Linked DNA regions of Homo sapiens: all the other regions are linked to region 2. Evidence: chromatin contacts called from ENCODE Hi-C or POLR2A ChIA-PET data. All regions are on one chromosome and are shown on one strand. The core of a region is the stretch at or near the end of the contact, and the rest is flanking DNA. Distances in the headings are between cores, read along the strand shown. Region 1 holds the start of THAP8 (THAP domain containing 8). Region 2 holds the start of SIPA1L3 (signal induced proliferation associated 1 like 3). Region 3 holds the start of CAPNS1 (calpain small subunit 1).

The links. A loop is a pair of places that touch in the nucleus more often than their neighbours do. ChIA-PET counts read pairs that join two places held with the same protein, here RNA polymerase II (POLR2A). Pooled maps may share reads with other maps.
Region 1: a loop to region 2 is called in a pooled map, with 27 times the contacts of the local background. The contact joins the promoter of THAP8 here to the promoter of SIPA1L3 in region 2. A Hi-C loop is called at or near these places in 8 of 50 pooled maps. POLR2A ChIA-PET finds 5 or more read pairs at or near these places in 2 of 52 experiments (CD4-positive, alpha-beta T cell and activated T-cell).
Region 3: a loop to region 2 is called in a pooled map, with 4 times the contacts of the local background. The contact joins the promoter of CAPNS1 here to the promoter of SIPA1L3 in region 2. A Hi-C loop is called at or near these places in 1 of 50 pooled maps. POLR2A ChIA-PET finds 5 or more read pairs at or near these places in 2 of 52 experiments (GM10248 and MCF 10A).

What each region holds. Positions count from the first base shown.
Region 1 is chr19:36,052,724-36,055,586 of GRCh38, forward strand. THAP8 (THAP domain containing 8) reads right to left here and starts at 1,562. Exons shown (of 4, transcript NM_152658.3): 1 at 1,412-1,562. The coding sequence starts at 1,494. It overlaps WDR62 (WD repeat domain 62), which reads left to right and starts at 2,174. Exons shown (of 32, transcript NM_001083961.2): 1 at 2,174-2,425. The coding sequence starts at 2,249.
Region 2 is chr19:37,905,944-37,908,995 of GRCh38, forward strand. SIPA1L3 (signal induced proliferation associated 1 like 3) reads left to right here and starts at 1,265. Exons shown (of 22, transcript NM_015073.3): 1 at 1,265-1,415. It overlaps WDR87 (WD repeat domain 87), which reads right to left and starts at 651. Exons shown (of 6, transcript NM_001291088.2): 1 at 556-651. RefSeq lists a silencer at 1,377-1,616 and an enhancer at 1,917-1,976.
Region 3 is chr19:36,138,449-36,141,375 of GRCh38, forward strand. It overlaps CAPNS1 (calpain small subunit 1), which reads left to right and starts at 1,618. Exons shown (of 11, transcript NM_001749.4): 1 at 1,618-1,709; 2 at 2,549-2,772. The coding sequence starts at 2,564. It overlaps LOC105372385 (a long non-coding RNA gene), which reads right to left and starts at 1,534. Exons shown (of 3, transcript XR_935954.3): 1 at 1,443-1,534. RefSeq lists enhancers at 1,885-1,934, 2,025-2,084.

The sequences.
Region 1 (2,863 bases), core at 312-2,811, 1.9 Mb before region 2:
TAAATAGGGACTGCTTTTCTGTGTCAAAGTGACTTAGCTCCTCCAAGCAAAAGTGAGATGTTTCATTCTTACTTGATGTGATTTCAAACAGCAAAGTTTGTGATCATCTCTGACTTTAGACAACCAAAGTTTCCTACTAAGAAAGCAGTAGACACTCAAAGGATGGGAATTCTGCCACTTTACATCTGCAGTATGTCCAAGAGAAATATTTTTTCCTGGCTGGGTGCAGTGGCTCACGCCTGTAATCCAAGCACTTTGGGAGGCCGAGGCAGGAGGACTGCTTGTGCCCAGGAGTTTGAGACTAGACTGGACAACATAGGGTGATCCCATCTCTCTCTTTAAAAACAAAATTTTTTTTTTTGAGACGGAGTCTCACTCTTGTTGCCCACGCTGGATTGCAGTGGCCTCATCTTGGCTCACTGCAACCTCTGCCTTCTGGATTCATGCGATTCTCCTGCCTCAGCCCACGGAGTAGCTGGAATTACACGCATGAGCCACCACGCCCATCTAATTTTTGTATTTTTAGTAGACACGGGGTTTCACCATGTTGGCCAGGCTGGTCTCGAACTCCTGACCTCAGGTGATCTGCCCGCCTCGGCCTCCCAAAGTGCTGGGATTACAGGCGTGAGCCACCAAGCCTGGCAAAAAAAAAAAAAAAAAAAAAAAAAAAAAAAAATTTAAATTATCCAGGCATGGTGGCGCGTGCCTCTGGTCCCAGCTACTTGGTAGGGTGAGGTGGGAGGATCACTTGAGCCCGGGAGGTCGAGGTTGCAGTGAGCTGTGATCGTTCCACTGCATTCCAGCCTGGGCGACAAAGCGATCTTGTCTCAAAAAAAAAAAAAAAAAAAAGCAAAGAAATGTTTTTTCCTAGTAATTCTTCCACCAACTGGCTTATGTCAGCCAGATAAATAAGGAGACAGATCTTTTACAGTCGAAGCTAATTCTGACTTTCCCAAGTATGACGAAAGAGGTAAGGATGACATTTTTTAAACCTAAGCAACAAGAAGAATGAAGCACGCTACTAAGATAAGACAGACTGGAAGGTTTTGGGGAGACACGATCGCAAGCTCAGTTTCGGATGCTCTGAGTTTCAGATGGCTCAAATGCGTGGGGAGGGCAAGTGGGCATCTGCAGGCTCTCTAACAGCCTGCACCGACTTCACTTCTTACATCCCTTTCACTCTTCGGCTCGCTTCGCTCGCTATCTGTAGTCAATCGTCTACTCCTGTTTCCCACGCCTGCACCTTTGTATGTGCAATGGACACTGCCAGGAAGGCCATCTCCTCATGGTTTAACCCCACTTCCTAACACCCTCAAGCAAGACCAGAAGCCCCGCACAGCAGCACTAATGCTCGGGCCCCACCCCTCTCAGGGTCCCGCCTCCCTCAAGCCCCGCCCCGCGCTGCGCTCACTTGTAGAAGCTCACAGGGCGGTTGTCTGCACCCAGGCGGCCCGCAGTGTTGGAGCAGTTCGGCGCCCTGCAGTACTTGGGCATGGCTATCCAGCCCCCGCTGAGTTTTGCCGGGTCAGCGGCTGCACTTTGGTTCTCGCGGAGCGCCGCCTAACCCCGCCCCACCCGCGCTCGCCGCCTGCCTCACGTGACGTCCGTGGAGTCTCGTCACGTACCGGGGAGAGAGCTGAGAGCGCCTGCCTACTAGGCGCCCCTCCACAGTGCCACAGTCCCGCCCTCGTCACGTGACGAATGGGCCATAGCGAGTACTGTGCACCTGCGCAAAGCCGGCCCTTCGTCACCCCGACTTTCATCACGTGTTGGGGGGAAGGGCGGCGTCACGGCGTTTCTGAGCCTGCGCCAACCAAATCAACTGGCTAGTCAATCTCTTACGGCTCCACCCTACGCCTACATCCGGGCAACCGTTGGGGCGCACATAGTTCCTCTAGGTGGCGGCAAAAACCGAGGTGAGGCGGCCGTGGCCTTAGCCTCGTAAAAATTAAAACCTGTATGTTTCAGCGAATAATGAAAACGCAGTCTGGATGAAAGACCCCATGACGCTTAATCAGGCATCCAGTACACTGGCTGTGGCCCCGCCCCGCCAGGCACTCGCTCCGCCTCTTCGCCCCCATTGGTTCTAAGCGCCGCCCGGCATCCCTGCGATTGGCTAGGCCGGGCCCGTCGCGTCCAATAGGCGGTGGCGCCGGCTTTCCCGCGGCTGTTCGCTGTTCCAGTGGGTCGTGGCGGTGGCGGCAGCGGCGGTTAGGGGATGTAACGGTCGCCCGCCTCCGGCGTGACGATGGCGGCCGTAGGGTCCGGAGGCTATGCGCGGAACGATGCAGGGGAGAAGCTGCCCTCTGTCATGGCGGGAGTTCCGGCGCGGAGGGGCCAGTCCTCCCCGCCCCCCGCCCCACCAATCTGCCTACGGCGGCGGACGCGACTCTCGACGGCCTCCGAGGAGACGGTGCAGAACCGGGTGAGAAGCTGCTCGCCATGTCTACCCCAGTTCCAGGCTTCCTAGGTTTCCCCTAGTCCCGTCCTGAGAACTGTGGCCCCGACATCAGCCCCCGGCCAGTCCCCTCAGGTTGTTCCCTGCCATGCCTCGTCCCCTAACCCCCGCCCCTTTAGCCACGGCCCCTCCCACTTTCTCCTCGCTGCTTTCCCGGCTCCACCCTCAGCGTTGGAGCAATTCGGGGGTTCCTCGCTGGTTCCCACCCGTGGAAATGCATTTTGCTTCTGTAAATCACAGCCTAGTCCTGCTATATTTTAACCCCCGTTCTATCGCCTTTAGACGTCACGATCATAGCTCACTGCAGCCTCACTGCCCTGGCCCCCGCTGAGTCATTAAGGTCCCTTCGAGGGTTCGGTCCAGAGTGTTACCTGCCCCAACTCTTCCTCGCTTCTACCCCGCCTT
Region 2 (3,052 bases), core at 15-2,514:
CTCCATAATCACCCAACCTGACATGGAATAGGTGGTTAATCCATTTTTGTTGAATGAGTGGAAAAATGTGCTCTCCCAGGAAGAAACATATGCTTCCCAGCTTCAAGTGTTAGTGAACATCTTCCTAGAAGGCAGGCTGAGGCGGAAAGGGTATTGACTCCGGCTTCTCCACCAGAGGACCTTGCAATTCCAGTCAATTCCCTCGGTAACTCTTATGGAGGAGTGGCAATATACCTTAAAAAAGGAGTGTGTGTTGCGGGGTATTCCGCTGCTTGGTTATGTCACCAGGTGGATTAAATTTGGACAAAATTTCCCAAGGTGTAGGTACTCTACAAACACTAGTTACCCTCAGGAATGTGCGATCAACAAAAGAATGCAAGATAACAAGGCCCCTAGGCAGCCCCTGGGTCTTGTGGCTCCCGTCGAAGGCAGAGCTCTGGAGCCGCCTACGCCGGGGACAGGCGACTACACCTGGGGCCCCTCACCCTCGGGCCTCCTGCACGTGGCAGGGAAGGCAGGGCGTCTCTATCTCAAAGCATTGGCTGCGCCTGTTACCTGCGACAGGATTCCCGACAAGGGACGGGTACGGCGTGTGCACTCAGGAGCTCCTAGAGCTAGGGGCAGCAACTAAGAAGCTACCTGGCGGATGTTGCGAGAGGACTCCGCCCACAGAACGGTTGGCCCCCAACCCCGCAGCCGGCGGACTTCCCGAGGCCAGGGGTCTGAACGCGCGTGCGCATGGGCGCGCGCCCGGCGCGAGAACGCGCGCGCGCTCTCGAAAGAAAAAAAAAAAAAATCCTCTCCGCGGGGTCCCGCGGCAATTTAGGCCGGGGTCTGCCGACGACCGCGCGTGCGCGGGCGTGCATCTACGCCCTCCTCCACCGCCCCCTCCGCTGGGGGTCTAGCGCACTGCTCCGCTTCCCCCGTTTCCCCCGGGCTAGCGTCCTAGGGGTAAGTGACTCGAGCCTGGCAGAGAGTGAGGGAGAGGTTCCGCCGAATGAAGGGAGGAGGTAGACGGGGCCAGGAGAAAGGAGAAACCGCCCCGGCGGGGCGAAGAGCGCGGCTCTCGAGCTGTAGTCTGCAGGAGACACACCTCCCTCCCTCACGCCCCTCGGGGCTGCGGAAGTGCTCTACAGACTGGAGCTGCACGAAGGCGACCAGCGGACTACCGTTCCTAGGAGGCAGCGCGGCGGTGCGCCTACGGCTCCCGGCAGCCCCCGCGCGCCATTCTCTTTTTGAGTTCGCGGCCGGCTAGGGCGAAACTACAGTTCCCAGGAGGACTCGCGCGAAGCGGCTTGGAAGTGGGCAGCCTGGAAGTCACTCGGGCCACCGGAGCTGGCGGCGTCTCCAGCGAGCGGCGCGGAGCTGGACGCCGCGATCGTGGGGCCCGCGAGGCGGGCAGCCGGGGCGTCCAGGTACGTGGCTCCGGGTGCAGGATCGGCCTCGCGCAAGGGTGGCGGGGAATCGGTGGCTGCCCGGACCCCGAGGGTCAGCGCGGGCGGACGGCCGGGTGTGGGTACTGGCCGTGGGGGGCGGCGGCGCCGGGACTCGCGCCCTCCGGACCCAGCCGGACTCGTGCCCGCATGGCTCAACTTTCCAGGCGTGCACCCCGGCGCTGTGGTGAAGAGCTTGGAGGCGGGGAGCGGTGGATTCGCGTCCCGGCTGTGCCACTCGGGAGCCGCGATCTGGGAAAACCGCGCCGAACCTCAATTTCCCCTGCAGTAAAACGGAGTAGGAGAGCATCTTGGCGGAGACTCTGTTGAGATAATATAATAAAACATTTGGCACATAGGAGGCACTTACTACGTATTTGGGTTATTGTTAGCTCTCCGAAAAATGAGGTGAAGATGTTATCGATTGCATAGGGTGAGGATTAGTTGAGCGTGTGCATGTAAAGAGGTGAGTCCTTAGTTAGCACCCAATGCAGGCTAGCTGCTGTTAACCGAGATTATTTTGTTAAGAGCGTTGGTTTGGAAGGCAGAGAGACCCCAGGTTCAAATTTGAACATTTACCAGCTGTGTGACTTTGGGCAACTGGCTTCACCTCTCTGTGCCTTGGTTTCCCTATCTATAAAATGGGGATTTAAATAGCAACCACTTCGTCGAGTTGTTTTCAGGATGCAGTGAGAATACCATGTGTAAAGTGCTTAGCACAGCAGCTGGCATATAACGCTCAGTAAATGGTACCATTTATTCAGCGTTTTCCTAGTGGCCCAGAGACCCTCTGAGGGTGGGGCTCTGGCCGTAGTATTGGTCACCCCCGAGGGCCAGATTCAGAACTGGTCCAGTTGACTTCCCTTCCTACTACCTCAGGTTCCTCATTTACAAAATGGGATAATAACAAGATCACTCTCAAAGGGTTGTAAGGATTTGCTGAGATTGTATTTCTAGTCCAGCGCCATCTCTCACTAAGTAGCAGCTCTTATGTATTATAATTGTTCTTCAATATTCTCCATCTGGCCCAGAGACTGCCTGACTGTGGGCTGTGACATGACAGCCCTGAGCTCCCCCACACATTTGCTCCCATCCTCAGTGTCCCATCTGTGGAATGGTAGTCATAGGACTTTTGTGCCAGGATTGTTTGGATGGTTCCAGGAGATAATTCATGTTTAGTGCTTTGCACAAGGCCCGGCACACAGTAAGTGCTTATTAAATGATTAAATGTATCTTGCTGTTTTTTTTTTTAATAGGCCCTTTTTGCTTCTGTTTGTACCTACATGGCAGAGTGAGCACAAAGTTAGTGTTTTTTTATCTTCCCCCTCCCTCCCAAATTTTACTTACCAAAGATTAAATTATGGAACACACTATAGTAGAAAGGCCTAAGAAGAAATGGGTCTGACCTGCCATCAGCAGTCCCCTGCTCACACACCCCTCCCCACAGAGCCAGTATGTTCACTCCAGTGCTTTAATTATTGTCCTGGTGCTGCCAGCTTTTGCCTTTGTGTCCCAAAGCCACTGAGTCCCCTGCACTCCAGCTCCAGATGTGGAGCCTGTGCTTCTTTGATGCTGTGGCTCAAAGAAGTGGCTGTTTCTTGGGCACCATAAACTCAGCA
Region 3 (2,927 bases), core at 368-2,867, 1.8 Mb before region 2:
ACATTCAGCTAATTTCTGTATTATTTGTAGAGACAAGGTCTCACTATATTGCCCAGGCTGGAGTCAAACTCCTGGGCTCAAGAGATCCTCCTGCCTCAGCCTCCCAAAATGCAGGGAATACAGGCATGAACCACTTCACCCAGCCACCACTTAAGTTTTTTTTTTAATAATCAGTATTGCTGCAGATATCATTTAATTTTGATAGGGGGCCTAGTGGTATGGAGCAACCCATGTTCCCATTTTACAGATGAGAAAATCGCTGCTCAGGAATATCAAGCCACTCTTTTGGGGTTGTGCAGTTATTACAGGGCACAGCCAGGATTCAACTCAAGCCTAGCCAGCCTGCAGGGTAGGGGATAAGAGCCAGCCAGCCTGCCTGGGGGCCAGATTTAGCTCCCCCCGATGAGTCCTGAAAAAGTACTGGACTCCCGTGGCTCATGCCTGTAATCCTAGCACTTTGGCAGGCCGAGGCAGGTGGATCACCTAAGATCAGGAGTTTGAGACCAGCCTGGCCAACATGGTGAAACCCCGTCTCTACTAAAAATACAAAAATTAGCTGGGTGTGGTGGTGCATGCCTGTAATCCCAGCTACTCGGGAGGCTGAGGCAGGAGAATCGCTTGAACCTGGGAGGCAGAGACTGCAGTGAGCTGAGATGGCGCCACTGCACCCCAGCCTGGGCAACAGAGCAAGACGCTGTCTCAAAACAAAAAAAAAAAAAAAGAAAAGAAAAGAAAAGAAACCAGGCTATGTAAAAATATTATTGTAAAAAATTAAATTAAATCAAAAAAAGGCCGGTAGCCCATACCTGTAATCCCAGTACCTCACAGTACTTTGGGAGGCTGAGGCAGGAGGACGGCTTGAGGCCCGGAGTTCAAGAGCAGCCTGGGCAACATAGCGAGACCTCCGTCTCTATTATGTAAAAACAATAATATTTTTTAAGTAAATAAAGAAACCAGGCCGTGGCCAAAGGAATCTTCCTGTGTCTGGGGCCTTCTTTAGAGGCTAGCATACTGAGGACACTCTTTGGGCCAGTCCAGGAAGGAATGATTCTGGTGGCCCCTGACTGGGGCGGGGGCGTGGTAAGGTTCGCCTGGGAGGCGGCGCAGGCGCTGCCTGCGGTTTGACTGCCATCCGGGCTGCTGCAGGCACTGGGAAAGGCAATCCAGCCTCAATCCTCGCCACAGACACGGGCGACTGTCCCCCAGCGTGTGAGTCAAACCATACTCCAGGCCTCCAGGAGGTGTTTGTCGCGACAACACCTGCAGAGGGCCCGTGCGGAGTCCCTTAGTGAGCGGACCGAAAACCGCCACCCTGGAAGGATATTGGCATGCCCTAGGGTGAAAATTCACACTACGACACTCGGGGGGTGGGTCCCCTCCGAGTTCTCGTCCGCGGGTGCCTCCACCCAGACCTGAGGGGTGTCGGGAAGACCCCCGCCTACCGAGTCAGGGCGGGATTAAGACCTCCGGCGCTGGAAACGCGTAGGGCGGGGCCCAGACCTGGATCCAGCTAGCCGGGCGGTGTGGGGTGCGCATGCGCAATGTCCGCTTCGGCTCTAGGACCGCGCGGGCGACAGCAGGGCCGCGGTGCAGTGTCCGACCCGAGAGTTGCGGCCTGAGTCACCGGCCCCGCCCTCCGGAGCCGGACGCTGCGGGAGGCCCGGGAGCGGCAGTGGAACCGACTCCCAGAACTCCGGACGTGTGCGGCGGTAAGCGCCCGGCCCGTACCCCCTCCGCACCCCGCAACTCCGACTTTGGCGGCCCCCAGACCCGGCGAAACCGTGAAGTCTCGGCCTCAGGAGCCCCCCAGATCCATGGTCTCAGATTCGAACCCTCAGACCTGTTCGATCTCCTTTTATGCCGTCCCGGGGACCCTTCTCCACCCTCTGTCTCATGATCCAAAATACAGGCCCATAGGTTTCAGAGATACCCTGTGAATTCTTCCTTGGGGTGTCCTGAACCGCGATCGTAGATCTGTGCCCCCAGTTCCAGCGGGGAACCCCATTGTCCGGGAACCCAGAGCTCACAGCCACGATCTTAGACCCGAGCCCACAGAGCCAGAGGTGACACTGGAATCCTGCCGCTGGGAATACCTAAATTCTCAAGCCCACATTTGGGATTTCCTAAACCCCGCCCTGGGGCCCTTTAGGCCGTGGATGTTTGCTCCGCGCCCATGACCTGCCAAGGACCTCTACATTCAGGCTGGGCTCTGGATCTCACATTCTAGCGCCCAGACATGTCGGGAACGCCTTACGCCAACTTGGGGTCCCCACCAAGAGAACCCCCACCAGATCTGCACCCTCCCCTTCACGCGTGCACCCAGTCCAGGCTCCCTCAAGCCCCACGGGTGCCTTTTAGACCTGAGGAGGTTGCAAACCTGATCCCCCATACCTGCCCCACCCATCCGCGGACAACCCGCCCTCGCAAACTCAGACCCCCACCCGGAGGCTTCAGATTCCTCCCAGGTCCAGCTGCCGGAAATGCGTGTTTGAAGGGAGGGTGTGGGCTCAGGGGCGAAGCACCCACTGGTCCCCTTTTTTCCCCCCAGCAGTGAGTCGCAGCCATGTTCCTGGTTAACTCGTTCTTGAAGGGCGGCGGCGGCGGCGGCGGGGGAGGCGGGGGCCTGGGTGGGGGCCTGGGAAATGTGCTTGGAGGCCTGATCAGCGGGGCCGGGGGCGGCGGCGGCGGCGGCGGCGGCGGCGGCGGTGGTGGAGGCGGCGGTGGCGGTGGAACGGCCATGCGCATCCTAGGCGGAGTCATCAGCGCCATCAGGTAAGGCGGAGACTATCAGAGGGGCGGGGCCTGGGAATGGGAGGAGCCTCAGTGAGGCGTGGTCTGGGAGGGGCGTGGTCTAAAAATAGAATAGGATTAACCTGGAGGCTAACCTGGGTACATGAATTAGGCCGGGGAGGCCTGGTTTGAGAGTT